2 separate regions of the Homo sapiens genome follow, and region 1 is linked to region 2. Evidence: chromatin loops called from intact Hi-C (ENCODE). Cell type or tissue: GM12878. All regions are shown on one strand. Links, peaks and the distances in the headings refer to the core of each region. The heading gives the core; the rest is flanking DNA. Region 1 has its middle 26 kb from the start of RPRD1A. Region 2 holds the start of LOC105372071 (a long non-coding RNA gene).

Region 1 (15,167 bases), core at 3,459-8,458, 570 kb after region 2:
AGATAGAAGCAGCTCCCATCTGCAGCTCCAAGCTGGACCAACAGAGAAGGTGGGTGATTTCTGCATTTCCAACTGAGGTACCCAGTTCATCTCACTGGGACTGGCTGGGTGGTGGGCGCAACCCATGGAAAGAGAGCAGAAGCAGGGTGGGGTGTCACTTCACCCAGAAAGTGCACAGACCAGGGAAACCTCCCTCCCCCAGCCAAGGGAAGTGGTGAGGGACTGTGCCACCAACCAGGGGTACTATGCTTTTCCCACAATTTTTTCCAATCCATGGATCAGGAGATTCCCTTGTGGCGAGGTTCCAGAGAAATAGGAACGCTTTTACACTGTTGGTGGGAATGTAAATTAGTTCAACCATTGTGGAAGACAGTGTGGTGATTCCTCAAAGATTTAGAACCAGAAATACCATTTGATCCAGCAATTCCATTACTGGGTATATACCCAGAGGAATGGAAATCATTCTATTTTAAAGGTACATGCACACGTATGTTCATTGAAGCACTACTCACAATAACAAAGACATGGAGTCAACCCAAATGCCCATCAATGATAGGCTGGATAAAGAAAATATGATACATATACACCATAGAATACTATGCAGCCATAAAAAGGAATGAGATCATATCTTTTGCAGGCACGTGGATGAATCTGGAAGCCGTTATCCTCAGCAAACTAATGCAGGAACAGAAAACCAAACATCACATGTTCTCACTTATAAGTGAGAGCTGAAAAATGAAAATACACGGACACAGGGAGGGGAACAACATTTACTGGGGACTTCTTGGGGAGGGCAGGGGTGGGAGATCATTAGAGAAAAGAGCTGATACATACTGGGCTTAATACCTAGGTAATGGGTTGATAGGTGCAGCAAACCACTATGACGCATGTTTACCTATGTAACAAACCTGCACATCCTGCACATGTACCCCGGAACTTAATTTTAAAAAAAGAAAAAAAATTAACCAGTTACAGCCTGAGTGTGGTGGCTCACATCTGCAGTCCCAGCACTTTGGGAGGCCAAAGTGGGAGGATTACTTGAGGCCAGGAGTTCAAGTCAAGCCTGGCCAACATAGTGAGATTCCCTCTCTACAAAGAAATTTAAAAATAAGCCAGACATTGTGGTGTGCACCTGCTACTAGGTAGGCTTTTGTTGGAAGATTGCTTGAGCCCAGAAGTTCAAGGCTGTAGTGAATTATGATCACACCACTGCACTCTAGCCTGGGCAACAGAGCCTGTCTCTTAAAAAAAGAGTTAACCATATATGATTAAGAAAAAACATATAGCTAACATCATACTTATTGGTGAAAAACACATGCTTTTCATCTAAACTCAGATATAAAACAAGGATGTCAGCTGGGCATGGTGGCTCATGCCTGTAATCCCAACTCTTTGGGAGGCCAAGGTAGGAGGATTGCTTCAAGCCAAGAGTTCAAGACCAGCCTGGGCAACATAGTAATACTCTGTCTCTATGCAAAATTTTAAAATGAGCCAGGTATGATGGCATATGCCTGTAGTCCCAGCTATTTGGGAGGCTGAGGTGGGAGGAGCGCTTGGACCCAGGAGTTTGAGGTTGCAGTAAGCCATGATCATACCACTGCACTCCAGCCTAGGCAACAGAACAAGACTCTCTCTAAAAGTAAAAATTAAAGTAAATTTTTAAAAGGACGTTCATTGGTAAAATAAAGTAAGAGAAATGCATATAGGCCCTTCTATAACTGAGTATCTTAGCTATAAAATGCATTTCTGAACTTTTTTGTCTAAACTCAGAATATGGGCTTGAAATGTACTTTGAAACTCTTTGTTTCTCTCCCCTTTCTACCAGACACTCCCTTGCACCATACACACTTATCTAACCATCTCCTTGTTTAAAAGTTCCAGGGACTAATCTTGAAACAAACCAGGCATGGAGGCCTTGGGAAATCCATCTTTTTAGGGGAGTCCATAAACAATTAGTTCACCACCACCAGACTGAAGTCAAGATAACACCAACAAGACCTCTGAATAGATGATTATTCAAGATAGCCATCAGAACAAGGCATGCAGAGCTGCACCCTGCAACACTCCTACATGATTCTCACAGCAAGTTTCTCTTTTGAAACTCCCTCAGTCAGCCCAAAAGTTTGAGATGATCTCTTTGTGACTTGAGCTCAGCTATCTCCCTCACTGATGGCATTTGAAATAAAGGTTACTTTTCTTTTACCATGCATTGCTTCTTGTGTTTTTAGCTTGATAGGTGGTGAGCAGCTGGACCTGAGTTTGGTTACACTTCTAGAACTAATAAGTGAATTGAGCTTTGTACAGGATACAATATCAACACACAAAAGTCAATTTTATTTCTGTTTACTGACAATGAGCAATTGGAAATTAAAATTAAGAAATAAAATTCCATTTAAAATTGCTCCCTCCAAATTGCAACACTTAGGTATGATTCTAACAAAACATGTAAAGGGTGTTTATACTAAAAACTACAAAATGCTGTGTTTAAAAAAAAAAAAAAAGAAGAAGAAGAGGAAGAAGAAGAACAAGCGGCCGGGCGCGGTGGCTCACACCTGTAATCCCAGCACTTTGGGAGGCCGAGGCGGGCAGATCATGAGGTCAGGAGATCGAGACCATCCTGGCTAACACGGTGAAACCCTGTCTCTACTAAAAATACAAAAAATTAGCCAGGCGTGGTGGCAGGCACCTGTGGTCCCAGCTACTTGGGAGGCTGAGGCAGAAGAATGGCATGAACCCGGGAGGTGGAGCTTGCAGTGAGTCGAGATCGCGCCACTGCACTCAAGCCTGGGTGAGAGAATAAGACTCCGTCTCAAGAAAAAAAAAAAAAAAAAACGCTGAATGAGAGATATGCTATGTTCATAGATTGGAAAAAAACATAATAAATGTTTTCATTTCAATCAAAATCATTGCAGGATCTTTTTAAGTATAGACAAGCTGATTCTTGAATTTATATAGAAAGGCAAAGGAATGAGAATAACCAAAACTATTCTGAAGAAGCATAAAGTTGATAGAATCATACTATCTGACTTTCAGACTTACTATAAAACTACCATAATCATGACTTGGTTGTTCTGACCAAGGGAAAAATATACAAATCAATGAAGTAGGATAGAGAGCCTAGAAATAGACTTACACAAATATAATCAACTTATTTTTGACACAGGTGAAAAGACAATTCAATGGTGTAATAGCAGTCTTTTCAAAAAATAGTGTTGAAACAACTGAACATTATGGGCAAAAGAACAAAATGAAAATCCAAACAAAACTTTATCCAAAATGGATCATAGATATGAATATAGAACCATAACACTTTTAGAAGAAAATATAGGAGAAAAATCTTCCTAACCTGGGGTTAGGCAAACTTGAACCAAAAGCACAATCCATAAAAGAATAAGTTGATAATTTGTTTCAGAAAAATTGAAAATGTTTGGGCAGGCGCAGTAGCTCACACCTATAATCCCAGCACTTCGGGAGGCCAAGGTAGGAGGATTGCTTGTGCCCCGGAGTTCAAGACCAGCCTGAGCAATTGAGCAGCATGGTGAGACTCCATCTCTGCCAAAAAATAAAAAAGTAAAAAATTAGCTGAGCATGGTGGCATGTGCCTGTGGGCCCAGCTACTCAGGAGGCTGAGATAGGAGGATCCCTTGAGCCTAGGAGGTCAAGGCTGCAGTGAGCCATGTTGGTGCCACTGTGCTCCAGCTTGGGCAACAGAGTGAGACCCTGTCTCCTCCACCAAAAAAAAAAAAAAATTGAAAATTTTTGTTTTGTCAGAATAGAAAAGAGAAACTATGAACTGGGAGAAAAATATTCGTAAATCACATATCCAACCAAGAACTTGTTTTCAGAATATAAAAACAACTCTCATAACACAATGGTGAGAAAACAAACAACCTAGTTCTTTAAAATGTGGGAAAAACTTGAATAGATATGTAGATATGTCACCAAAGAGAACACATGGCGGCACATGAAAAGAGTTCAATAGCATAAATCACTAAGGAAATGCAAATTAACACCATAATGAGCTGTCAGTATTCACCTCCTAAAATGGCTAAAATTAAAAATTCTGACAATATCAATATCCAGCAAGGATGTGGAGTAACTAAACTTTCATACATTGGTAGTGGGTATGCAAAATGGTACAGCCTCTATGGAAAACAATTTGGTAATTTCTTACAAAGGTAAATATACAACTACATTATGGGTACATTATGACCCAACAATCCCTCTCCTGTGTATTTGCCCTAGACTAATTAAAACTTAACATTTGCACAAAAACTTGTATAGCAGCTTTATTCACAATCACCAGAAACTGGAAACCACCCAAGTGTCTTTCAACAGTTGAATGGATAAATAATGCTGTGGTATATCTGTGTAGTGCAATACTACCCAGTAGTGAGAAGAATAAACTACTGACACAGGCAACAACCTCCATGAATACATGGTGATTTTGCTAAGTGAAAGAAGGCAGACTCAAAAGGTTACATATTACATGTTTCCATTTATATGGTACTCTGGAGAAGATAATATGATAGGAAGAAAAGATCAGTGGTTGCCCAGGGTTCATTTTGGGAAGGCTGTGACTGTAAAATACTAGCATAGGAGTTTGATTTTTGGGGGGCAGGGGTTGAGAGATGGTAATGGAATCATTCTGTATCCTGATTTTGGTGGTGGTTACACAAATCTATATGTAGTGAATCTCACAGAATTCTACTGCATAGGAAAAAAGTAACTTTTCCTAAGTTTTTTTCTAAAAAAGGATGAGGTGGATATTTCTCTTGATTGAACAATACAGTGTAAAATATTGAGTACACACCACACCTGGGTGTGGGTGTACTTACAGAAATTTTGGAAGGATACACAGTACAGTGGAAGACTTTTGTATTCTTTATACATTTCTTTACTTGAATCTTATTTTTTACCATCTTTTTTATTGTGGTAAAATATACAATAACATAAAATTTACCTTGTTAATCATTCTTAAGTGTACAATTTAGTGGCATTAAGTACACTAACATTGTTGTGCAGTCGTCACCACCATCCATATTCAGAATTTTTATGTCTTCTGAAAGTGAAACTGTGGATCCATTAAACAATAACTCCCCATTTCTTCTTTTCCCAGCCAAACACCATTCTACTTTGTCTTTCTGATTTTGACTACACATTTAAGTGGAACATACAATATGTGTCCTTTTGTAACTGGCTTATTTCACTTAATATAATCTTATCAAAGTTTTTTCATTTATGTTGAAGCATGTGTCAGAATATCACTTTTTTAAAGCTAAATACTATTCCATTGAATGCATATAACACATTTAGGATGTTATTTAAACCCATGCAGTAAGCCCAACTTAGTAGAACCAGTCTGCCACCTTGTGGAATTTTAACACAACTTCAAATTTTACAAATTGAGAAGATGACTAATTTAGAAATGATGCTACTAGTGTTCAATTACTAGCTATTTTTTTGGTGTAAATTTAAAGAACTAGTTTTATTTAACATAACTGTGCAAGAAGTATGTGAAGAGAAACTCAAATGCTGCTGATGGGCCAAAATATTTGAGTACATGTAAAGTTATTTCCTATTCTTGGATAGGAGGAATGGACTACAAACATGAATTAAGTGGTCATGGAGAAAGACGCAAATGGCTTTTTATCATATAAAAGCTTACATATTACAGGATTTCAATCTCACTCATACAAGAAAATGCAATTTAAAAATTGTCTACAAAAAATTGTAGACAAAACAAATTTATCTCCAAAAACGTTGTAGACAAAAAATTATCTACAACATGGATGAACCTTGAAAACATATGCTAAGTGGGAAAAGCCAGATACAAAAGAATAGATATCACAGTTGTCCTTTATTTATTTATTTATTTATTTATTTATTTATTTATTTATTTATTTTTGAGACGGAGTTTCGCTGTTTCGCTCTTGTTGCCCAGGCTGGAGCGCAATGGCATGATCTCGGCTCACTGCAACCTCCGCCTCCCGGGTTCAAGTGACTTTCCTGCCTCAGCCTCCTGAGTAGCCGGGATTACAGGCACTCACCACCACGCCCAGCTAATTTTTACTCCCACTTCATCTTAGCCGAAAACATTTGGCAAATGGGAAGAGATTATGAAGTAAGAAAAAATAGCATTTACTAAGGTCTACTATAGTCCTCTACATAATTCTACCCAATCCTCATAACAGCCTTACTATATAGGCCTTATTAGTTTCATATTGCAGATGACTAAAACGAAGTTTGGAGAGGTTAATTGGTTTGGTTAAAGTCCTAGAGCTAGTTGATGCCACAGAAGAAACTTAAACTCCTGTCTACGGTCTCCAAAGTTGAAAATTTGGGAGTTCAAGTTTGGCATCTTTACTTTTCCTTTTTTTTAAACAAGGTCTCACTCTGTTGTCCAGGCTAGCGTGCAGGTGGCACAATCATAGCTCACTACAACCTCAAACTCCTAGACTCAATTAATCCTCCCACATCAGCCTTCTGAGTAGCTGGGACTACAGGTGCACGCCACCATGCCGGTTTTATTTATTTATGTATATATTAGTAGAGATGAGACCTTGCTATGTTGCCCAAGCTGGGCCTTCCTGCCTTCCTTCCTTCTTTCCTTCCTTCCTTTCTTTGTTCTTTTATTGGGGACATCCTTTCTTAAAAGAGATTTTGCAGTCGGATGTCTGATGTCCTTTTTCTCCATTTCCTATGAGATGTGTGATTCCACTGTTAGAGATACAGCACATATCCTGAGCTACGAGGGGTTGGCTGACTGTAGATTTTCTTCTTCGCAGGAAAAGTACAAGGTTCTGGATAGGGAGGCATGAAGTGGCTGATATGCCTGCCAAACAGGCTAGGCTTGCTGGGCTGCACCATAAAATGCCAGGGTTTGAACAAAGGAGAAACATCCTACTATTCCAGAATTTGGCTGGAACATCCCCTGATCATTTTAGAGAAACACTGCCAAAGGAGCATGCTCATGGATGTGAGACAAAAGTCACAATGGATCCAAAAACTATTCATTCAACAAGTACTTATTGAGCCCCTACTATAACCAGACACTGTTCTGTGCAGTGTTTGTTAATTAGAAAAATAGACCCAAATCCTTGCTCTCATTGAACGTTTATTCTAGTAAGAATAGGCAGAGAGGCTGGGGTCAGTAGCTCACTCCTGTAATCCCAGCACTTTGGGGAGGCAGAGGTAGGAGGATTGCTTGAGGCCAGGAGTTCAAGACCAGCCTGGTCAACATAGCGAGACCCTGTCTTTACAAAAAAAATAAAAAAAAGAATAGGCGGACAAGAAGTAAGTTAAATAGATAAACAATGTAGTGTGCTAGAAAGATATTTTACAAAAAAAAAAAAATGTTGGGCCGGGCACAGTGGCTCACGCCTGTAATCCCGGCACTTTAGGAGGCTGAGGTGGGAGGATCGCTTGAGGTCAGGAGTTTGAAACCAGCCTGGCCAATGTGACAAAATCCTGTCTCTACTAAAAATACAAAAATTAGGTGGACATAGTGGCATGTGTTTGTAATCCCAGCTACTGAGGAGGCTGAGGCATGAGAGTCACTCGAACCCGGGAGGCGGAGGCTGCAGTGAGCCAAGATCATGCCACTGTGCTCCAGCCTAGGTGACAGAGCAAGACTCTGTCAAAAAAAAAAAAAAAAAAAAACAGAAAGAAAGAAAAGGAAAAAAAGAAAGAAAGAAGAAGAAACCACGTGATTTTTCTGTTCAACGCTTTGCAACAACTTCCCATCTCACTTATGCAAAGTAAAAGCCAAAATCCTGGCAGTGGTTTATAAGACCCTATTTGATCATTGTTCTCTCCTCACGCCCCATCTTACTGTCTCCTACTCCTCTCCTCTTTGATCACCCACTCCAGCCACAGGAGTTCTCCGTGCTGCTCCTGAGCCACCCCAGGCACCTTCCTGTCCTAGGGCCTTTGTATTGGCCATTCGCTCTTTGAACACCCCGAAATAGCTGCACGGGTCACATGTCCCCTCCCTCAGATCTCAGAGTGGCACCTTAGTAAGCCTGTTCCTAGTGAACCAAAATCCCAACAGCCATATTCCTTCCTCGACATTACTTTTCCACATGGCACATAGCACAACTAACACACCATATTATGCTTTCACCTGGTTCACTCTTCACTTCCACAGAAGCTCTGACGGAGACACAGATTTTTGTTTGTTTTATTCATTGCCCTATCCCTAGTGCCTGGCTTATATTAGGTGTTCAGTATGTCAATGCCTTCCAGCCAAAGACCACCAGGAACATACCTGTAATTGAACAAGTTGAGTTTTTGGCTTGTTGTCATGAAAGAGAATGTACAAGAGGGGGAACCATGGAATGGCTTGGTATGTTAGCAAGGAGGATTTGGGCTTAAGTTAGGTGATTTGGCAGAGGTTTCAAGGAAGTGAGGTTTTGCTCTGAATTGAATGATGCCAGGAAGCAGGAATAATTATCTGATTGGGTATTTTAATAAATTTTTTTTTAGAAGGGGGAAGAAGAGAGCAAGGCTAAGGATATAATTGGTAAAGAAGCAGCAGTTATATTAGCAGGAAGAGGAGGCTATTTTTGTGGTTTACACAGTGACTTTATTTTTTCCTGTTCTTGGATAAAATTTATGAAGTGGTCTTGTTTTTGTTTGGTTTGGTTTTTGTCTCACTTTACCGAGGTCATAGAGTGCCCTTGTCTGATGTAGGTGCTCTGTGAGATTGTTTATGTTCATCAGAAGAATACCATGACCTGTCTGTGATGCCAGATGAGCTCCTAACACCACAGAGGGCCAGGTGATAGAGCCAGGCCAACTGCACATGTCAGTGGTTGCTTTTCTCCTTTTCAAGTATGTATTTGTTAAATGATTGAGTGAATGATTATAATGGTAGTCTTCATAAACCTAAAAGGCTATCATGTGGAAGTAAAGTTAGGCTAATTTTATAAGAATTCAGAGAATAGAATTGGAACAATGGGTCCAGGCATGGGTGGCTCATGCCTGTAATCCCAGCACTTTAGGAGACCAAAGCAGGTGGATCACTTGAAGCCAAGAGTTTTAGACCAGCCTGGCCAACATGGTGAAACCCCATCTCTACTAAAAATACAACAATTAGCCGGGTGTGGTGGCACATGCCTGTAATTCCAGCTACTCAGAAGGCTGAGGCACGAAAATCACTTGAACCCAGGAGGCAAAGGTTGCGGTGAGTCAAGATCGTGCCACGGCACTCCAGCCTGGGTGACAGAGCAAGAATGTCTCAAAAAAAAAAAAAAAAAAAAAAGGATTGAGACACTGGGTAAAGTCAGACAGTCAGCAAGCTTCAGCTTACCATAAAAACTTTTTAAAAATGAGCCCCCCACCCCTGCAGGGAGATAAGTGTCAATTGCTTGAATTCTTTACAGAATCTGGAGGGGACATTGTAGAAGTGATTAAGGCACCACACGGAGTGCTAGAGCTAGATGTGATGGCCTCAGATTTCCTGAAGTTCTAGGAAGATCTGCCAATGCTTCCTTGGCCTTTCAGGGTGCTTCCTATGAAGATCTGAGCAAGAATCAGTCACTGGCTATCCTAAGATAAGGAAGAAGTTGTCCAGGCCTTTAGGATTTCGCAGAAGAGAAGTGAAGACAGATGTAGAAGCAAATATCTGCAGTGCAGTTCTTCAGGGCAGTTTTGAAGAAGTAGTTGCCACTGGGGCCAATTTTGCCCATATAAGACATTTGGTGATGTGTGGAGACATTTTTTATTGTCACAAGGAGTGAGGAGTTTGCTACTTACAAATAGTTAACAGAGGCCAGGTTGCTGCGAAGCATCCTCTAATGCACAGGACCACTTCCCACATCAAAGAATGATCTCTGGCAAAATCAGTCCAGGTTAAGCATTCCTAATCCAAAAATCCAAAATCTAAAATGCTCCAAAATTGGAAACATTTTTGCTGACATGATGCCACAAGTGGACAATCCATACCTGACTTTATATGATGATTTGCAGACAAAATGCAGGTGCACAACACACAGTTTATTTAACATCCCCAAGGGAAAAAAAGATTTTCCCAGGCCCCTTCAGTTTTGATACATCTTTTCCACACATGCCAGATGTGTATGTCATGTTTTACTATTAAGCACTTACATGTGAATAAGTGTAAGAAAATGATGGCTTATTGGTAGCGTATAAATTCAGAGCCAGGAATGATGGTAATGACAAGCAATCACAAATTGTCCACTTGGGTGACTAAAATAATGACACCTTTGCTTTCTGAGGGTTCAACTTGGTTTTATGCACAAAATCATTTAAAATATTGTATAAAATTACAGTACCTTCAGCATATATATAAAACATAAGTGAATTTTGTGTTTAGACTTGATCCCATCCCCAAGATATCTCATTATGTATATGCAAATGTTCCCAAATCCACAAAAAATCCAAAATCTTTAATACTTCTGGTCCCAATCATTTGCGGATTTTTGTTTGTTTGTTTGTTTTTAGAGGCAGGGTTTTACCATGTTGGCCAGGCTGGTCTCAAACTCCTGGTCTCGAGTCATCAGCCTACCTCGGCCTCCCAAAGTGCTGGGATTACAGGCTGAGCCACTGTGCCCCACACATTTAGGATAAGGGGAACAACTTGCAGTGCCAAGATTGAGAAACCATGGTTCAGAGGGATAGGTAAGAAGTTGTCAATACTCATAGAGAGGAATGGGTCATGCTGCTTCTAAGGGAAATGGGAAACAAATGGTCTTACAGAGGAGGTGATATCTGATGTGGGTTTTGAGGAGGAATAGGAAATCCTTGGTAAAGAAATGCTTACTATGTTCAGACACAATGGTTCAAGCCTGTAATTCCAGCACTTTGGGAGGTCAAGCCGGGTGGATCACTTGAGACCGGAAGATCAAGACCAGCCTCGCCAACATGTCGAAATCCTGTCTCTACTAAAAATACAAAAATTAGTCGGGCATGGTGGCACGTGCCTGTAATCCCAGCTACTTCAGTGGCTGAGGCAGGAGAATTGCTTGAACCCGGGAGGCGGAGGTTGCAGTGAGCCGAGATCACAGTACTGTTCTCCAGCCTGGGCGACACAGTGAGACACTGTCTCAAAAAAAAAAAATGCTTAATTTATTTTGGAAAAACATTCTCAAATATTTGCAGAGAATAAAATGCCTGGATATTGCTGCAAAATAATCCAGTAGGGACGGTGGTGGGTAAAACAGCAGAATTTGCCCAGGAATTGATAATTGTTGAAACTAGTGATGGATACATGGAAGTCCATTATACTTTTAACTTTGGTATATGCTTAGAAATTTCCATAATACAATTTCAAATTGAGTTTTCTTTTTTTTATTGTGGCAAAATATACATAACATAAAATTTATCATTTAAACCTTTTTCTGTTTGCTTGTTTTTTGAGACGGAGTCTTGCTCTGTCGCCCAGTCTGGAATGCAGTGGTGTGATCTCGCCTCACTGCAAGCTCCACCTCCCGGGCTTCAAGTGATTCTTCTGTCTCAGCCTCCCGAGTAGCTGGGACTACAGGCACATGCCACCACACCTGACTAATTTTTGTATTTTTAGTAGAGACAGGGGTCTCACTAAAATGTTAGCCAGGCTGATCTTGAACTCCTGACCTCAAGTGGTCTGCCTGCCTTGGCCTCCCAAAGTGCTGGGATTACAGGCATGAGCCACCATGTTCCGCCACCAGTTAAACCATTTTTAAGCGTACAACTCAGTGGCATTAAGTACATGCACAGTGTTGTGCAGCCATCACCACTATCTACTTCCAGAATGTTTTAATTATCTCAAACAGAAACTTTATACCCACTCAACAATAACTCTCTGTTCCCTCCCTCCCCTCTTCCCCCTACCATTGTTTAAGCTCTACTCTACCTTCTGCCTCTATGGATTTGCCTATTTGAGGTACCTCATGTAAGTGGAATCACACAAAATTTGTCCTTTTGTGTCTGGCTTATTTCACTTAGATAATGTTTTCAAGGTTCACTCATTTTTCACATGTATCAGAATTCCATTCCTTCCGTGTTTTCTTTCTTTCTTTTTTTTTTTTTGAGACAGAGTCTCACTCTGTCACCCAGGCTGGAGTGCAGTGGTATGATCTCGGCTCACTGCAACCTCTGCCTCCTGGGTTCAAGCAATTCTCCCTCCTGCCTCATCCTCCAGAGTAGCTGGGACTACAGGCATGTGCCAGCATGCCTGGCTAATTTTTGTATTTTTATTAGAGACAGTGTTTCACCACGTTGGCCGGGCCAGTTTCAAACTCCTGACCTCTCAGGTGATTCACCCAACTTGTCTTCCCAAAGGTTGGGATTACAGGCATGAGCCACCATGCCTGGCCAGAATTTCATTCTTTTAATGACTGAATAATTTTCCATTGAATGCACAGTCATGTGTCGCTTTATAACAAGAATATGTTTTTAAGAAATGTTCCAGGCCGGGCATGGTGGCTGATGTCTGTAATTCCAGCACATTAGGAGGCTGAGGCGGGAGGATGGCTTGAGCCAAGAAATTTGAGACCAGCCTGGGTAACATGATGAAACCCTGTCTCTACAAAAAATACAAAAATTAGCTGGGTGTGGTTGTGTTGCCTGTAGCCCCAGCTACTCGGGAGGCTGATATGGGAGGATCGCTTGAGCCTAGGAGGCAGAGGTTGTAATAAGCCAATATTTGCACTACTGCATTTCAGCCTGGGCAACAGAGTGAAACTCTGTCTGAAAAAAAAAAAAGAAACTATAAAAAAGAAAAAGAAAAGAAATGCACCATTAGGCAACTTTATCTTTGTCCAAATATCATACAGTGTACTTACACAAATCTAGATGATACAACTAGGCTATATCATATAGCCTACTGTTTTAGGCTACAAATCTGTATAGTATGTTATAGTACTGAACACTGTAGACAATTGTAACACAATGGTATTTGTGTATCTAAATCTTTCTAAATGTAGAGAAGGTACAGTAAAAATATGGTATGAAAGATTAAAAAATGGTACACCTGTATAGGGTACTTACCACGAATGGAGCTTGCAGGACTGGAAGTTGCCCTGGGTGAGTCAGAAAGTGAGTAGTGAGTGAATGTGAAGGCCTAGGACATTACTGTAGACTCTATAAATACTATACACTTAGGCTGCATTAAATGTGTAAAAATGATTTTTTTCTTGAATAATATATTAACCTTAGCTTACTGTACTTCATAAACGTTTAAATTATTTTTTGACTCTTGTGTTTTAAATACTTTTTTCAATAGTTTTTGGGGAACAGATGGTGTTTGGTTGCATGGGAAAGTTCTTTAGTGGTAATTTCTGAGATTTTGGTGCACCCATCACCCAAGCAGTGTACACTGTACACAATGTGTAGCCATCGGGTTTTTTGTTTTTGTTTTTGTTTTTGAGACAAGGGCTCACTTTGTCACCCAGGCTGGAGTGCAGTGGCATAATCTTGGCTTATTGCAACCTCCGCCTCCCAGGTTGAAGCGATTCTCCTGCCTCAGCCTCCCAAGTAGCTGGGATTATAGGCACCTGTCACCACGCCTGGCTAATTTTTGTATTTTTAGTAGAGATGAGGTTTCACCATGTTGGCCAGGCTGATCTCGAACTCCTGGCCTCAAGTGATCTGTCTGCCTTGGCCTCCCAAAGTTCTGGGATTACAGGCATTAGCCACCGTGCCAAGCAGCCACCATGCCCGGCTCCCAATGTGTAGCCTTTCATCCTTCACCCTCCCTTCCTGACCTTCCCCCAACAGTCCCCAAAGTCCATTATATCATTCTTACGCTTTTGTGTCCTCATAGCTTAGCTCCCTCTTACAAGTGAAAACATATGATATTTGGTTTTCCAACCCTGAATTACTTCCCTTAGAATAATGGTCTCCAACTTTATCCAGGTTGCTGCAGATGCCATTACTTCATTGCTTTTTATGGCTGAGTAGAATGCCACATTTTCTTTATCTACTCAGTTAGTGGGCGTTTAGGCTGATTCCATATTTTTACAATTGTAAATCGTGCTGCTATAAACATGCTTGTGCAAGTGTCTTTTTCATGTAATGACTTCTTTTTCTCTGGGTAGGTACCCAGTAGTGGGATTGCTGGATCAAATAGCAGTTCTACTTTTAGTTCTTCAAGGAATCTCCATACAGTTTTCCATAGTGATTGTACTAGTTTACATTCCCACAAGCAGTGTGAAAGTGTTCCCTTTTCACCACATCCACGATACCATCTGTTATTTTTTGATATTTAAATTATTGTCATTCTTGCAGAAGTAAGGTGGTTTCACATTGTGGTTTTGATTTGCATTTCCCTGATAATTAGTGATATTGAGCATTTTTTATATGTTTGTTGGCCATTTGCATATCTTCTTTTGAGACTTGGCTGTTCATGTCCTTTGCCCACTCTTTGAAGGGATTATTATTTTTTTTCTTGATGATTTGTTTGAGTTTCTTGTAGATTCTGGATATCAGTCCTTTGTTGGATGTATAGTTTGCTAATATTCTCTCCCACTCTGTGAGTTATCTTTTTACTCTGCTGATTATTTCTTTTCTTCTTCTTCTTTTTTTTTTTTTTTTTTTTTTTTGACAGTCTCACTCTGTCAACCAGACTGGAGTGCAGTGGTGGCACAATCTCAGCTCACTGCAACCTTAGTCTCCTGGGGTCAAGCGATTCTCATGCCTTAGCCTGCCAAGGAGCTGGGACTACAGGCATGAGCCACCACACCCTGTTAATTTTTGGAGTTTTAGTAGAGACGGGGCTTCGTCATATTGGCCAGGCTGGTCTCAAACTCCTGACCTCAAATGATCCACCTACCTTGGCCTCCCAAAGTGCCGGGATTACAGGAGTGAGCCACCGTGTCCAGCCTTCTGCTGATTATTTCTTTTGCTGTGCAGAAGCTTTTTAGTTTAATTAGGTCCCATTGTTATGGAATCATTGGAGTGTTGCTTTTTGGCTAGAAACCTCTGTGGCTGGTGGCACCTTTGCCCAAGTTTTGCTCAAACTCACTAGGCTCATTTTGCCCACTCAGCCTGGTAGGCTGCGCTCAGCTCACACTACCGGCCTGGATCACATGCCTCCCAAAGGCCCGGATCCCATGTCTGCTAAGGGTGAGTCAGGCATGGAACAGTGAGGGGTATGTGAGCAAGCATGGGGTCTGGCCACTGTGTACAGTCAGACATGCCAGCTGCTACAGCGGGGCAGGCGG
Region 2 (15,167 bases), core at 5,897-10,896:
AAAAAAGTAAATTATTTGAAACCAATCCAGAAATGACACAGATGATAGAATTAGTTGGGGAGAATGATAAAACAGTTATGACTATAGTCCACATATTCAAGAAGCTAGAGAAAATATTTAACATGTTAAAATATGAAAGGTATTAAGAAAGAGACCACTTGAAACAGTAGATTGTCACCACAGAAGAAAAATAATTAGCGAACTTGAAGACACAGCAACATAATTATTCAAAATGAAACACATTCAAAATGAAGCAAAATGAAAAAAATCAACAGACCACCAGTGAACTTTGTGGAAACTTCAAATGACCCAATATACATGCTATTAGAGTTATCAAAAGAAAGGGGAGGTAAAAAGTACCAAACATTTTTAAAGAAATAAGCACTAAGATTTTTCGCAATTTGATGAAAACTGTAAACACACAGATTCAAGAATCTCAAGTCCCAAGCGTAAGAAACATGAAAAAACTACACCAAGGCATATCAAAATCAAACTGCTAAAAACCAATGACAGAGTTAACCTTAAAAGCAGCCAAAGGAAAAAAATGATATGTTACATGCAGAGGTATAAAAATAAAAACAGAAGATTTATCATCAAAAACAATGTAAAGTAGAACAAAGTGGTGCAACATCTTTAGAGTACTGAAAGAAAAAAAAACGCTATCAACTTATAATTCTTTACCTAGCAATAACTGTCTTTCAAAAATTAAGGTGAAATATTTTTTCCAGACATATAAAAACAGGAATAATTCATTATCTAGACCTGCACTAAAAGAAATGTTGGCAGAAGATAAATAATACCACATGGCCATCTTGATTTACACAAAAATAAAAAAGAATTAGAAAAGATAATGACACAGGTAAATATAAGCCTTATTTTATTATTTAAATATATTTAAAAGATAATCAATTGTTTACAGCAGACATAATAACAATGTATTGTGGAGTTTACAACATTTTAAAGGTAAAATCCATGATCACCGTAGCATAAAGGCTGGAAGAAAAAAAATGAAAGTGTGTTGTTGCAGGGTTGTTATGCTATGCATGAAATACATACTATCACTTAAAGGTAGACTATGATAAATTAAAATGTATACTATAAACCCCAATGCAATCACTAAAATAATACACTTATTGCTAATAAGGCAACAAAAGAGAGAAAATGAACTAATCAAGAATATGCAACCCCCCAAAAGGAAGAAAGAATAAAAAGGTGGAACAAATAAAAAATATAAACTCAAACAAATCAATAATCACATTAAATGGTTTAAACACTCCAATTAAAAGGTAGAGATTATCAGACTGGATTAAAAAAAAGATTCAACACTATATTGCCTACAAGAAACATAAAACCTAATTTATGTTCAAATAATAAAAAAGATATACCATATTAATACTATTTTTTTTAAAGCTGAGGCTATATTAATACCAGATAAAGTAGACCTAAGAATCAAGTATGTTACCAGGTATAAAGGTCATTTCAAATGAAAGGAGTCAAGCCATCAGTAGGATATAACAATTGTAAATATTTATGCACCTAATAAAAGAGCTTCAAGATACGAGGGAAAACTAATAGAACAGCAACATATTTTTAAAAATCAAAATTATAGAATGCAGTTTATTACTCTCTCAGTAACAGAACAAGACAGACAAGCACTAAGGATACGGAATACTAGAACAATACCATCAACCAAATAGACATCTACAGAACATTTTACCCCAAAACATCAGGATACATATTCTTTTCAAGTTTACACAGTATATTTGCCACAGTTGATCCTATTCTGGGCTGTAAAACAAATATCAATAAATTTAAAAGTATCCAAGTCATACAACATATGTTCTCTGACCGCAATTTTATTAAATTAGAAATCAGTAACAGAAAGATAGTTGGAATATCCACAAATACTTATAAGCTAAATAAATACTTTAAAATAACCCATGGGGTAAAGACTTTTTAAAAATTGACAGAGAACTTAAGAAGCATATTAAGAGAAGATAAAAACACAACATATTAAACTTTGTGGAATGCAGCAAAAGCAATACTTAGAGGAAAATTTGTAACACTGAATGCCTATATTAGAAAAGATAAAAAGTCTCAAATCAATGACCTCATCTCCTAACTGAAAAAAAGAGCAAATTTTACACAAAGTGAGCAGAAGCAAGAAAATAAAACAAACAGAAAAACAGTATAAAAATTAAATGAAACCAAAAACTGGTTCTTTGTGGTCAAAAAAAAATTGATAAATCTCTAGCCAGACTGATTGGAAAGAAGAGAGAGAAGACACAAATTACCAATATTAAGAATGAGAAATACGATCACTGCAGATTTTACAGATACTAAAAAAAATAATAAGGGACTATTCTGAACAATTACATTCCAATAACTTTGACAACTTAGATGAAATGGAAGAATTTCTTGAAAGACAAATCTACTAAAACTCACTCAAGAGGAAATGGATGATCTGATAAGAATATAAGATAAATATCTATTAGAGGCATTGAATTTGTGGTTTTAAACTTTCCCTTGAAGAAAGCTCCAGTCTTAGATGTCCTCATGGTGAATTCTATGAAATATTTAAGGAAGAGCTAGTACTAATTCTACGCAGCCTCTTCTAGAAAGCTAAAGAGGAAGGAGTATGTTTCCCCTCATTTTATGAGCATTACTCATGTACAGCCATTGTGGAAGACAGGCAATTTCTTAAAAGCTAAACATCCACCTGCCATAAAACTTGGCAATTCTACTTTTAGTAACAACCATGCACTACTTAACATTTCAGTCAACAATGTTCTACAAGATAGTGGTTCCATAGATTACAATGAAGCTGAAAATGTACTATCACCTAGTGATGTTATAGCCATCATAACATTGTAGCACAACTACTTTTCTTTTTTAATAACGTTAGTGTAGCCTCAGTACACAGTGTTTATAAAGTCTACAGTGATGTACAGTAATGTCCTAGGCATGAACAGTAATGTTCATGCTTTCAATTCTGTAAGCTCCATTCATGGTGAGTACCCCACATAGATGTACCATTTTTTTCTCTTTAATACTGTATTTTTACCATACCTTTTCTATGTTTAGATACGGAAATACTTCTCACTGTGTTACAACTGCCTACAGTATTTGGTACAGTTACACGCTGCAAGGTTTGCAGTCTAGGAGTAACAGGCTATACCATATAGCCTAGGAGGACATCTGGGACTGGAGCTTTCTTCATGGGAAAGTTTACAACTACAAATTCAATGTCTCTATCTTTGTTTATCTTATATTAATTCATACAGATTATTTCATCTTCTGTGAGTTTTGGTAGTTTTTGTCTTTCAAGAAATTCTTCCATTTCATCTAAGTTGTCAAAGTTATTGGAATATAATTGTTCAGAATAGTCCCTTATTATTTTTGTATAGCAAAATTGCCCAACACTGCTTTTCTCAGAACATAGCCCCATCATTAAGTGACGAATGACTATATTTACCCAAGAGAAATGAAAGCACATGTACATACAAAGACAACCCAAGTGTCTATCAACAGGTAAACAGATAAATTATGGTTTATGTACACAATGGAATACTACTCAATCAAAAGAAATTGAAACACACAACAACATGAAGGAATATCAAAACAATTATACTAACTGAAAGAAGTCAACTCCCCTCAAAGAGTATATACTGCCTGATTACACTTATATAAAATGCTAAAAACACACATGCAAATGAATCTACAATGAAGAAGCAGATCAGTGGTTGCTTAGGGATGGGGAAGGGCAGCAATAATCACAAAGAGGCAGCAGAAGATTTTTGGGGTGATGGATATGCACATTATCTCCATTGTGGTCAGGGTTTCACTGTTGTACACATACGCCAAAACTTATGTGCTGTTTCTTGCGTGTCAATTTTACTGCAAAAGCTGTTTTAAAAAAATATCCCTTGGTAAGTTCAAGTTAAGTAAAATCTTATTTGCGAAAGATGCAAACCTTCGATGTTTCCTATTTAAAAAGTAAATTATCATCTCTGGTAAAATATTAACAAAAGCAAAAACTAAGTTCATAAAATATCTGATACTTGAAATTAGCACTTAATTCACAAGTAGATAATTTGATATGAAGACTTAGAGGTCAAAAATAATAATAAAATGGCATTGAAATGATGCTGAGCAATGAGATCGTCCTCACAACCTGGCTATGAAATTGAGGATCACCCTGTCTAATGATACAGGACAAGAGGTAACTCTAAGTTATGCCCAGTTGTAAAAGGCATTTGCTTGCCCTGAAAAAAGAAAAATTAAGAATCTTCCTTCATAGCTTCAGGGTCATATCCTAGCTCTCATGATGAAACCAGCAAGCCCCAGAGGCATCTCCAAGAAACAGGCAGCTTTTCTCATCACCACTGCTACAATCCTGAAGACAGCCATCATCAGAGACTGGATGTGGATTTCAGTCTCCCTCTTGCTTTCTATTCTCCAGCCTGTTGCACACACTGCTTCAGTGCAGATCTGAGCTCCTTGGCCATGGGAAGGAATAGCAGGGCTCACGCAGTGTGCTGTGGAGACTGGTCCCACATGGAGTCTCACATTACTGTGCTGGCTCATATCTAGAGCATGAAGCCATTCCTCCAGGCCCTGGCTGTTGTCATGCTTCAGCCTGTCCACTGGCCCCTTTGTAGGCCCTGACTTTGGCATACAGCAGTTCTTGCCAGTTCTCTCATTCCCTCTTAATTTCCACCCTCCATCTAAGACCAAGTGAGTCCTCCGGCCCAAAGGAGGTCAGTCCTCTCCTGTCACAGCCCCAAGTCCACCTGTTTGGCTTCACAATTTGCCAATCTCCTGGAAGCTTCCCAAAGCGCTGACTGCCACCAGCATCTCCTGTGTTACGTGGCTCCCAGGCCTTGCTGGCCAGGACCAAGGCACATTCTTCCTTCCCATCTCCTCTCTGCTTCTTCACTCCAGGCCAACTCACTCTTCTTTTGCACACTTGCCTCTTCTCTAAATGCTAAATTGATTCCAAATGGTCTCCCATCTTTCCCAGATTTGCAAAACCCTGTTTTGAAGAAAGATATGGACTCGCTCCATTTTCTTATCCCCCTCTTAACCTCCCTGCCCCCCCACCAGGCCAATCTCAGAGCAAATAGCAATTTGCCTTACATTAGTGACTCAGTTTCCCAGACCTTTTGCCAGGGGTATCCCCCACAACAACAGAGCACCTGTGCTAGGCCCCCAGTTTGATTGCCTCTCTCTTTTCAGCTCTCCTATGAAGGTTCATTTTCTTCGCAGCATTCACTGCAGTGGAAACTCTTTATTTGCAGATGATTTGCTCATCTTCTGCTTCTGCCACTGAAGTGTAAGCCCTGTGAAGTCAGGGACTGTGTCTGATTCAATCGATACACTCAATAAGTACTTGTTGAATGAAATATATGAGTATGTAAGACTTGTGTATCCTACATACATAATTTCCAAAATTAACTGGAAACTCAGTATCCTTCCATTATAACAATAAAACTTATTTAGTCCTCATTACTGGGCTTTGAGGGAAGGAATGGGGAAAGAGATAGGAAAACAAACATTCAGTGATCTAGCAATATACATTTTCTTTTTTGAGACAGGGTCTCACTCTGTCACCCAGGCTGGAATGCAGTGGCATGACCTTAGCTCACAGCAGCTGCCAACTCCTGGGCTCAAGTGATCCTCCTGCCTCTGCCTCCTGAGTAGCTGCAACCATGGGCATAAGCCACCACACCTGGGGTCTCTTTGTTGCCTGGGCTGGTCTCAAGCAATCCTTCCACCTCAGCCTCCCAAAGTGCTGGGATTATAGGCATGAGCTACTGCGCCCAGCCCAGTAATACATTTTTCTGAAGGAGAAATCTCAATCTCAATCTCTCTCTCTCTCTCTCTCTCTCTCTCTCTCTCTCTCACATACACACACACCCCTTTTTGCTCTGTGATCTTTGTACAATAATGGTACAAAACTAATGTAGCAAGTGACAACTGGAAACCATGGCAAAGATGGGAGTAGGAATGGTGGGAAAAAGTCAAGTCAGATCTAAAACATGTGTGGGAGAAAGAATCTCCAGTACCTGCTGAGGACCCACAGTCCCACAGCACAGCACAGCCCAGGTTCCCTAGGGCCCACAGTCACTTTGTGAACCTACCATTAGCGAGCCAGACCCCACTCTGAACTTACTGCATCAACAGAACCAGTGCTTCTCTTGCGTGCTTTGGATGTAACGCAATCAATTAATAAGGACCACATTTAGCCTTACAGGGACTCTTATTGTTTGTAACAAGACTGCTGTCAGGAACTAGTGGCAGGCAAGTGGGAAGACTGCTTCTGCGCAGTCCAAGGAGAACACAGCATCTTTGAATGGTGGGGAATCAGACCACATTTGTACTGCTTGTTTCCTACTGGCATTTGTGGACTGGGTGCCATTAACTGTGTCACATAGAAAAACAATGTCCTTTATCCCATTATTTTACATTCTATTTGGGATTTTCTCAGAGAAGTTTGTTTTTTAAAAATGTACTTTAATCAACCAATTTAATTTTTTTAAAAACTAGAACCCCATTGCACAATGTGGCTCTCAATTCCACTGACAATTTTTTTTTAAGTATTGGGTTGACCAAGTGATAGAACACAGCCAGCAAGCATCTGGGATCCAGCAAAACACCCAGATCACATATCCACAAAACACAGTCATTCAAAAACCCAAGTAGAACTTCAAGGCACATGTAGATGACTAGTGAGGTCAGGGAAGGAAATGATAAAAGCCAAAGCAGACAAGAATGGGAAGACACAAGCATGTGGATTCATAGGGAATAGACAGTCCACTTGGAATTGGCAACAAAGATGAAGAAGGCACAGGTACCCACAAGTTACACACAGGGTGGTAGTCAAAAGGCAAGCCTGGCAGGCCATCACTGGAAGAACTACAGTAACTGCCAACAGGCAGGAAATGCATGGAAACAGAAACCTGAATTCTGAGGGAGAAGTCTCCATAAACATGGTGGAGATAGGTGTTCAAGGGGATCACAGCAAGTGAGATTCCCATAAGAGAGAGCTTAAGCTGGGAGAAGCCACCACAGAAGCACAGAAGGCTTCCACTTTCCCAGCTTCCTAAAATATGACTGTTCTTTACTATAGCACTGTCAGTCACTGTACACAACCTCCTAAAAGCAGATGATGCAATAATAGGACTGTTCCATGGCAGCACATGACACAGTTGTATTCCAGTGACCATGAAGAAAGTGGTAAAGCCAAAAACTGGGAGGAAGGAGAGCTCCTGAGAGGTCAGCGTGGCTGATCAGGGAAGGCTGACAGCAGGAAGAGGGGAGATGCTCCTAAGAACAGTTTGAACACACCGATGCATAAACAAACCTCCCTTCCTGTTAGTATCTGACACACGGTAGGGAAACAAAGGGTTATTCAATACATGTTGTTGAATGTATGAAAAAGCTGAAGTTGGACCTCTGCCTCATACTATTTGCCAAAATAATTTCCAGATAGATAAAACATTTAAATGTGACAAAATGTAGCTACAGAAGTACTAGAAGAAACCAGGAGAAAAAAGGCTTTCTTCAGTAGGAACACAAAATCATGAAAATAGAAAAGATTTACTCATGAAATTGAATGTTTCTACATGGTAAACACACAATAAATGAAGTAAAAAAGAACAATGAGAAAAGTGATTGCTACTCTTATCACAGTTTATAAAGAACTTCAATAATACAATGAGAAAAAACAACTCAATGACCCTCATATGAGGCATCTAAAATGGTCAAAGATATAGAAGTAGACAATAGAATGATGGTTACCAGGGGATTGAGGAAAGAGGGATATAAGGAGTTATTATCTGATGAGTATAAAGCTACAATTATAGAAGTTCCAGAGCTCTCCTACATAACATAGTGCCTATAGTTAATAATAACATATTGACCACTTAAACATTGTTAAGAGGGTAGATCTCATGTTAAGTATTCTTACTACACACACACAAAAGGTTATGTCCTTTATCCATCCCTTATTATCCATTATTACTCCCTAACAAGATGTTGTTACTTATATCTGGGTTTATAATCTTACAGGAAGTAGGAAGAACTCTGCTGGGACAACTATGAGAAAGACAATTCCCAAGATCTTCTAAGGGCTCTTGACATTAATCTGAAAAACAGCCATGTCAGTGTCATTTATAGTAAACAATGGCATTATTACAAGTGGAAAAGAGAACAGAATGCATGGTTAAAGTGCATATGATCCTTTGGGTTTCAGCACAGCATGTCCACAGAGAAATCCTCTCTGGCGTCCTAAGTATGGGCCTGAGGTTCCTACAACCTCTTCCCACTGAGCACTCACAGTGCAGGATAGGCTTACTCTAGGTGGCCTCTCTAGTCCCAGAACAAGGACTGTCTTAGGGTACCTTCAGTCCCAGGGCTTGGGCGTACTGTTTCCTCACATTGACAAGGCAAGCCTCCAGCCGCCATTGATGAGAAAGTCCACAAGATGGAGATGTCACTACAGGGAAGGGAAGAGGATGGGCCCGGCCTTTCCCAAAGCCTCACAACCACATATGCGCTTGAGGTGTGGTTGTTTGCTTGTTTGTTTCATTTGAATACTTGAACACAAATAGTTCAAATATTCCTGTAGTTTTATTTTCTTTCACAAAGAAAACATTTAGAAATTATCTGCTCAAAAAGTACATTTTCAAAAAGTGAAGTGTTTTAAAAGTCTGCTTTCATTAAACAGTTGCATCTTGTATTCCTGAGGGCCTTTGCAGATAGTTCTGGTTTTCTCGTTTTGTTTTGTTTTCTCTTAAGTTCCAAACTTCATGAAAATATTACTCTATTTCTAAAAGAGAGCCCTATTAACAAAGCTATAATAGGAGATATGGAGATGGATTCATTTTAATATCCTTGACTTAATTTTCCATATTGTTTCTTCAGCACTTCCTTCCTATGTCAATTTATCATTCCAAGTTTTATCAACATCTAACACATGAATATACTTGTTGGGGAAGAAATGGAAAACTCCAAGCTCATGACAATGTCCACTTGCATTTCCAAAGTGGGCCGAGGTGCCTGAAGGGTGTTTTAGTTGGCCTGATTATCCCAGGACTTCAGTGAAGTAGTCTTGTTTCCAAATCAAGGGAATGAAGTTCTAGAACTTCCTAGTATTGTACAGGGCTCAGGCACAATGTTTATTAGTCAGGGGTATGATCACAGAAGACGCGCATCCTCATTGCAGAAATGTAACCATTATTGATAATATAGTTCCTTTTTGGTTTTAATAATATATGTATATATAAAACATACCAACCATAAATCTTACAAATTCTACTAAAGTATATATACCTCAGTAAAAATAATCACACATCTTAATGGGCAAAAAATACTTGCATAGGTGAAATTAGATTATGGGTGATATCCAAAGAATTCAGTTGTCAAATATGACAAAGAAAAAATTCAAACTATATAAAAATGTCTATTATCATAAGTGCAACTGATGTAATATTCTTGGGCGATGGTGCACAAGTATGATTTGGAGTTAGAAGATCCTCTTATTTCTTTTTTTTTTTCCCCCACTTACAAAACATAAGTAAAGTGGTAATACAGCCAGGTCCAGTGGCTTCCTGGTCTTAATAAAACTGCACATCTGATATGTCAAATGATTCATCATATGTTTTTTCAGAGCCACACAAGGTGACAGTGAAAAAGACAAGCAAATGTAAAGGAGGTGATAGACTCTTAGAAGCTACCGTACTCGCTCGTGGATAGAGTGATGGTAAAGAAAACCAAGTTCCTACAGCAACAGCGTACTGTAAGAAGGAAAGGAACTTAGGAGAGTCATCCCACCACTGCTGTTCCCCAGTGACCCCATCCCAATGCCAGGCTCTCTGAGGGATTTAACTCCAGAGCCTTCTTCAAGCCAAGGACTGCTGAGTCCACACCTCCCCAGGGCCTCTGGAACATCTCCCTGGATGTCAGACAGGCTCCTTGGACCACCCATGCCCCATGCTGGAAGTCTCCACCCAATTTGCTTTTCTTCCAGTATCGTCCCAGTTCCTTGTTTCTAACATCCATACACTCGTGCAAGCCTGAACCTCTACTCATTTTGCGTCTCCTCTTACCCTCCAGGCGGCAGCCAACTCTGCCAAACCTGCTGCTCCTGGCAAGTCCCACAGCCAGTGCCATGTTGGGCACGGTCATCTCTCTTGGACTCTGACACTGCCTCGCGGCAGCCCTTGTTCCTGCAGCCTCACCCCAGTGGCTTGTTCTATGCTACTAACAAATTAGAATTGGTTGCCTCCTGCCTCCTGTCTCCTGTTTCCAAACTTGAACAGCTCCAGTGGTCTCAGGATAAAGTCCAGCCTCTTCCCCAGGATGTTCAAGGCACTCTGGGATCCAAGTCTTTTTTGTTTTTGTTTTGTTTTTGAGACAGAGTCTCACGGTCACCCAGGCTGGAGTGCAATGGCACAATCTCGGCTCACTGCAACTTCCACCTCCCAGGTTCAAGTGATTCTCCTGCCTCAGCCTCCTGAGTAGCTGGGATAACAGGCGTGCACCACCACACTCGGCTAAGTTTTGTATTTTTAGTAGAGACGGGGGTTCACCATGTTGGTTGGGCTGGTCTCAAACTCCTGACCTCGTGATCTGCCCACCTCGGCCTCCCAAAGTGTTGGGATTACAGGTGTGAGCCACCGCGCCCAGGCTCTGGGATCCAATTCTACCATTCCTGGTTTAACTGCCCACCCTCCTTATCCCCAGGGGCACTTCAGCCAGTCCAGGCAGAGAAGGAGACACAGACAGGAGTCCTTCAGGATCCTGGATCTTCTAGCCCAAACCTGGACCTGGGATTCCAGTGGCAGAAAAGCGGGCAGAGGTTGGGGCTTCCCTTTCAGAACCTGGGAAGAACATCCAAGCCCAGGGCTTTGGTAATCTTGTGGGCCACATGGACCCCTGTCTGTATAACTTTATAACTTCACAGACCTCCAAAGTGTTCCCAAGCAGTGAGCAGCTAAGTCACCCCATCCTTCCATCAGTGTTTACTGTGGCTCTACTATTGCCAGGCCCCAGGCACTGTAGGGAACACACCAATGAACAGAGCCTGGTTCTAGTCCCTGAGGAGCTGGCAGCTTGGCAGGTGCAAGATGTGCAACGTCGTATCAGTCTGACTCCAATATTACTCACTTTGGCCCCAAATCTTACATCCCATTTGACAAGGGTCATCTGTATGGTGACCTTTTCAGGACTACAGGTAACTTCAGCTAATCCCAACAGGAGGTGCCCTAGGGTAAAGGACAGAACTACAGACAGGTAATGGTGTCTTCGGGGTAATCAAATGGTTACCTTATTATCAAGACCTAACTTAGCCCAAGTGTGCTCAGCCCAGGACCACACTGGACTGTGGAATCTGAGAGCTTGACACCGTAGGATCTACATGCCATCTTAGAAGTTAACAGTGACATGTGACTAGGCAAACCCCACTGGACCTCCCTTCCTCCCAGGGCTTAAGGTCTTGCCTGCTCTCAACCCAACCAAACCTCCAATCACCAGCAGCACTCGGCAAAACATACTTCAGAATACACATAGAAGAGGATCTAAATGTGGAACGCAGGTTGCTTTAAATTTGGGATTTGAGGTAAGTGATCTCTGATGTCGCTCATGTCTAGATTCCTGATGAATGAGGAGCTGCTGGAAGTTACATGCTATCATCTCCTACACTAACAGCTTCCACCAGATACACATGGTGGGCTTCACACAGCACTCCCGAGTGGACTTTTGTTTGCTCATCAAAATCACCCTCTAAGGTATGGGTTGGTGTAATTGGCATTTACCCTCAGGGTTAAATAACTTCCAAGTGAGTGAGCTGGAATCCTAACCAGTCTTCTCTAACTCAGCACTCTTGCCATGTGAGGGTAACTTTCTAACTGTTCTAAAATTACAGGTCTTACCTTTCCCTTGTAAACACATCCTTGGGCAATCATTTGCTTCTGGGAGTCATAATCAGTTAATTTCTGGTGGTCTAATACTCTTGCCAAGTTAAATTCCTTCCATGTACCCATACAATTCTTTTCTCTTCTGGTAGGTCCTGGATTAATTATACAGCACCTTAATGGGCCCACTACTTTCTGATTTACACAGATTTAATCATTCAATGGTGAAAACTGATGTGTATATAACAAATTGCAGAGCTTACGTAAAATCTAGAACAGTTTTTAAGGAATGAATCAAAACATTCACACAAATATTTTAGAAGACATTTTTATACTTTCTATGGAAAGTGTGTAGGGGGATGAGACGCTAATATTAAAATATCACCTCTAATAAAATATTTGCTTAGTAAATAGTGTGAAAGAAAGAGAAAATATTCCTGGCTTCGGACAATGTTCTGTAAAGGAAAATACTTCATGTTATGTCTTTTATTTATATTTTTCCTTTAACCACACTTAACCAAATTGATTCCCCTCACTTGAGGACTGTGAAGCTATCAGCGTGCTTGTCGAACTCACCTTTCCAACCTGGCCTCCTGTGGGGGTGAGACGGATGATGTGGGGGTGGTGGGCACACTGGATCCAGATGAGGGTCTTGAGGAGTGATAAGAGTTATTGCCAAAATTGCTGTATCTAAGAAGTGCAGAGGTTTAAGTTGGGGGGAAAAGGATAGAGAAATAAGTACAAGTCAGTAAATAAGACTTAGCAAACCATTTTAATTTTTGCAAGAGAAACAGGTCTGGAAATGCTACCACTGTTAGTGGTAATTCTACCTAAAGAGGTTTGTTCCCTGTTTTTTTCTGATAATTTCTCATAAGAGGAGTTTCCCAAAGTCTAAAACCATTAGGCAGCAAGATTTATGACAAAGGGTTTAAATAAAACCCTAACATTTCCTGTTTTTTAAAATGTACGTTAAAATTATTTGCTAACATAAATTAAAAATCCAAATCAATTTCACTTGAACCATGAAGATTTTTCTTGCCTCACATGGTGGCACAATTAGTGTTAATTCCATCACAGGTCTGTAAGAAATACCATATGGTTGGCTAAAGAAACATCTTATTTAAAATTCCACTTTAGTATTTCCATATCAATTTCACTGATTAAATGTAATCCCATCACATGTTCAGTGATTGAGGAGAAACTGTCCCCAGGCTTTCTGGACTGGCCTGCTCCTTAGAGGTGCATGTATTCATGTTTTCATCCAACATTTCCCCTGAACCAAAATTACAGCCATGAGGTTTACATGAGATTTGATGATTTTCCAGACATGTCTGACAAGTTAAATTTCAAGATCTGTAAAATTCTAGATTTCTGTTTTTCAGACTAGACGTCCTTTAGCAGACCATATTTAGGTATCATCACTCAGAGCACTCCCAGAAAACAAATCATTATTTGATGCCCTTGCATGGGCTCAGACACTCAGGATTACTTACAAATAATGAGGCTCAGAGAGCTTTGCCTCGCAAATCTACCCAGCCACAGAGCAGGACCCACCCCGTCCACCGAACTGGTTAGGGACACTGTATTAGAATGTGTGGGACCCCAACAGTCACTATAAGGACACAAAGAGCTTCTTGCACATGGAGAATCCAGTCCAAACGCCCATCAACAGAAATTGGAATCCCTTCTGGAAAGCAAACTGATTTCAAAATGAGTGTATCCTTCGACAGAGTAAGTCAACTTTTGGGAAGATAACATAAGGAAATAACCTTATAGTTATTTATATACTGAAAATGTCATACAGGAAGATACTTATTGGAGCATTATTTATCTTTTTTCTTTTTCTTTCCAGAAAGCTCCTGCAAATAGTGGAACATTATTTAGATCATGGTAGAAAACTAAAAACTACTTAACCAGGTAGAAATGTGGAAATGGCTACGAAAGTATGATATATTATTTGTCAATGGACTATTATGCAACCCTTAAAAATGATTACCAATTTTATAAGTGACAACACGAAAAATGATAATATAGGCTAAATGAAAACATCAGGATATAATATACACAGTTTGATCACAACTGTGCAAAAATATACTCAAAAGTCAAAAACTAAGTGTAGGAAAAACTATAAAAATGGGCTATTTTTTAAAAAAGAATAGAGAGATGAAATTTCAGTTTTCAATAAGAAATTTCATTATTATAATGGAAAATAAAATATTGATACGACCCGCATCTATCCTGTGCTGCTAATTCTGGTCAGTTTGGCTGTTGCTGTCCTTATTTATTTAGTGTCACATGGCTGGCATATTCTCAGTGCCAGACAGAGAGAGGCTCAGAGCATACCACTCTATTCCATTATCCTCTGTGAACACATCATCTTTGTGGGACTTGGTTTCTGAGTACTCATTTTCTCTTTAAAAACCCAACACTCTACATGTCAAACAGGTTAATTGCTTCTCCAAGTGAGTGTTGGTTTAATTTTTCAACAGGGTTCCCAAACCACAGGCCACATAGGAAGCACAAAAGCAAAGGATGAAAGGAACCTACAAAGGCAGAAATAGAGAAGGGAGAGAAAGCCAATGAGCAAAGAGGGAAAGAAACCAGGCAGCAAGCACTGCAATGAGGGAGGGGAAGGAGGCTGCCCCGCACGACACCTAGCACTCTCCGTGACGAGACCCTGATGCAGCCTGATCCACACAGGCTCCATGCCTGTGTCAGCAGCTGCCTGGATGCTCAGCTTGTCATCCTACTCCAGCAGCTAAAACAATTCCCTTCCCACCACAAGTGGACATCCTGCAGAATGTTTTAACAGGATCACTTTGCTAAAATTGTGTTTAAATGACGCTATGGAAATAAAACAAGCAGAATGTGTTTTTCCCTCCTTTGGTTTTCCTAATGTCTAAGCAATTAATTCAAATGCCTCATAGTCTAATTTTGCTTCTCAATTTCAGCCAAACTAACTAGATCATACAACTCACTATTCAGCATTTTTGTGTGTGTGTGTGTGTGTGTGTGTGTGGAGGGTGAGGGTTCTTTTTAATGACTAACTGGTCGGTCTTTATTATAACCCATTCAATCGCAGTCAACCACTGAGTAGTCCATCTGTGGTCACACAGACCCATGAAAACCACAAAAAGTGAACATCAGAAAAATCAATAGGAACAATACTTGTACAGTATCCAAGTTCCTGCTGGAGAAGTGATTTTAAAAGTTTACAAACTTTGCTCAGTTAAATCAAAGTCAACCTTC

The links. A loop is a pair of places that touch in the nucleus more often than their neighbours do. Peaks named below come from ENCODE experiments on the same cell type or tissue, not always from the same donor. Only the 100,000 strongest peaks of a DNase experiment are listed, where the experiment ranks them.
Region 1: a loop joins it to region 2, with 2.4 times the contacts of the local background. A loop is called at or near these places in 3 of 110 quality-filtered maps.

What each region holds. Positions count from the first base shown.
Region 1 is chr18:36,086,314-36,101,480 of GRCh38, reverse strand. No RefSeq gene overlaps it. Among named protein-coding and RNA genes, the nearest start is that of RPRD1A, 26 kb to the right of the region's middle. RefSeq lists a silencer at 2,504-2,664 and an enhancer at 14,616-15,167. In GM12878, for the core only: a CTCF peak has its summit at 5,367 (motif pointing left); no DNase peak of the experiment used is centred there.
Region 2 is chr18:36,655,516-36,670,682 of GRCh38, reverse strand. It overlaps FHOD3 (formin homology 2 domain containing 3), which reads right to left. Exons shown (of 29, transcript NM_001281740.3): 14 at 12,495-12,608. LOC105372071 (a long non-coding RNA gene) reads left to right here and starts at 7,265. Exons shown (of 3, transcript NR_132982.1): 1 at 7,265-7,376; 2 at 9,674-9,766; 3 at 10,120-10,294. RefSeq lists an enhancer at 8,402-8,561. In GM12878, for the core only: a CTCF peak has its summit at 8,487 (motif pointing right); no DNase peak of the experiment used is centred there.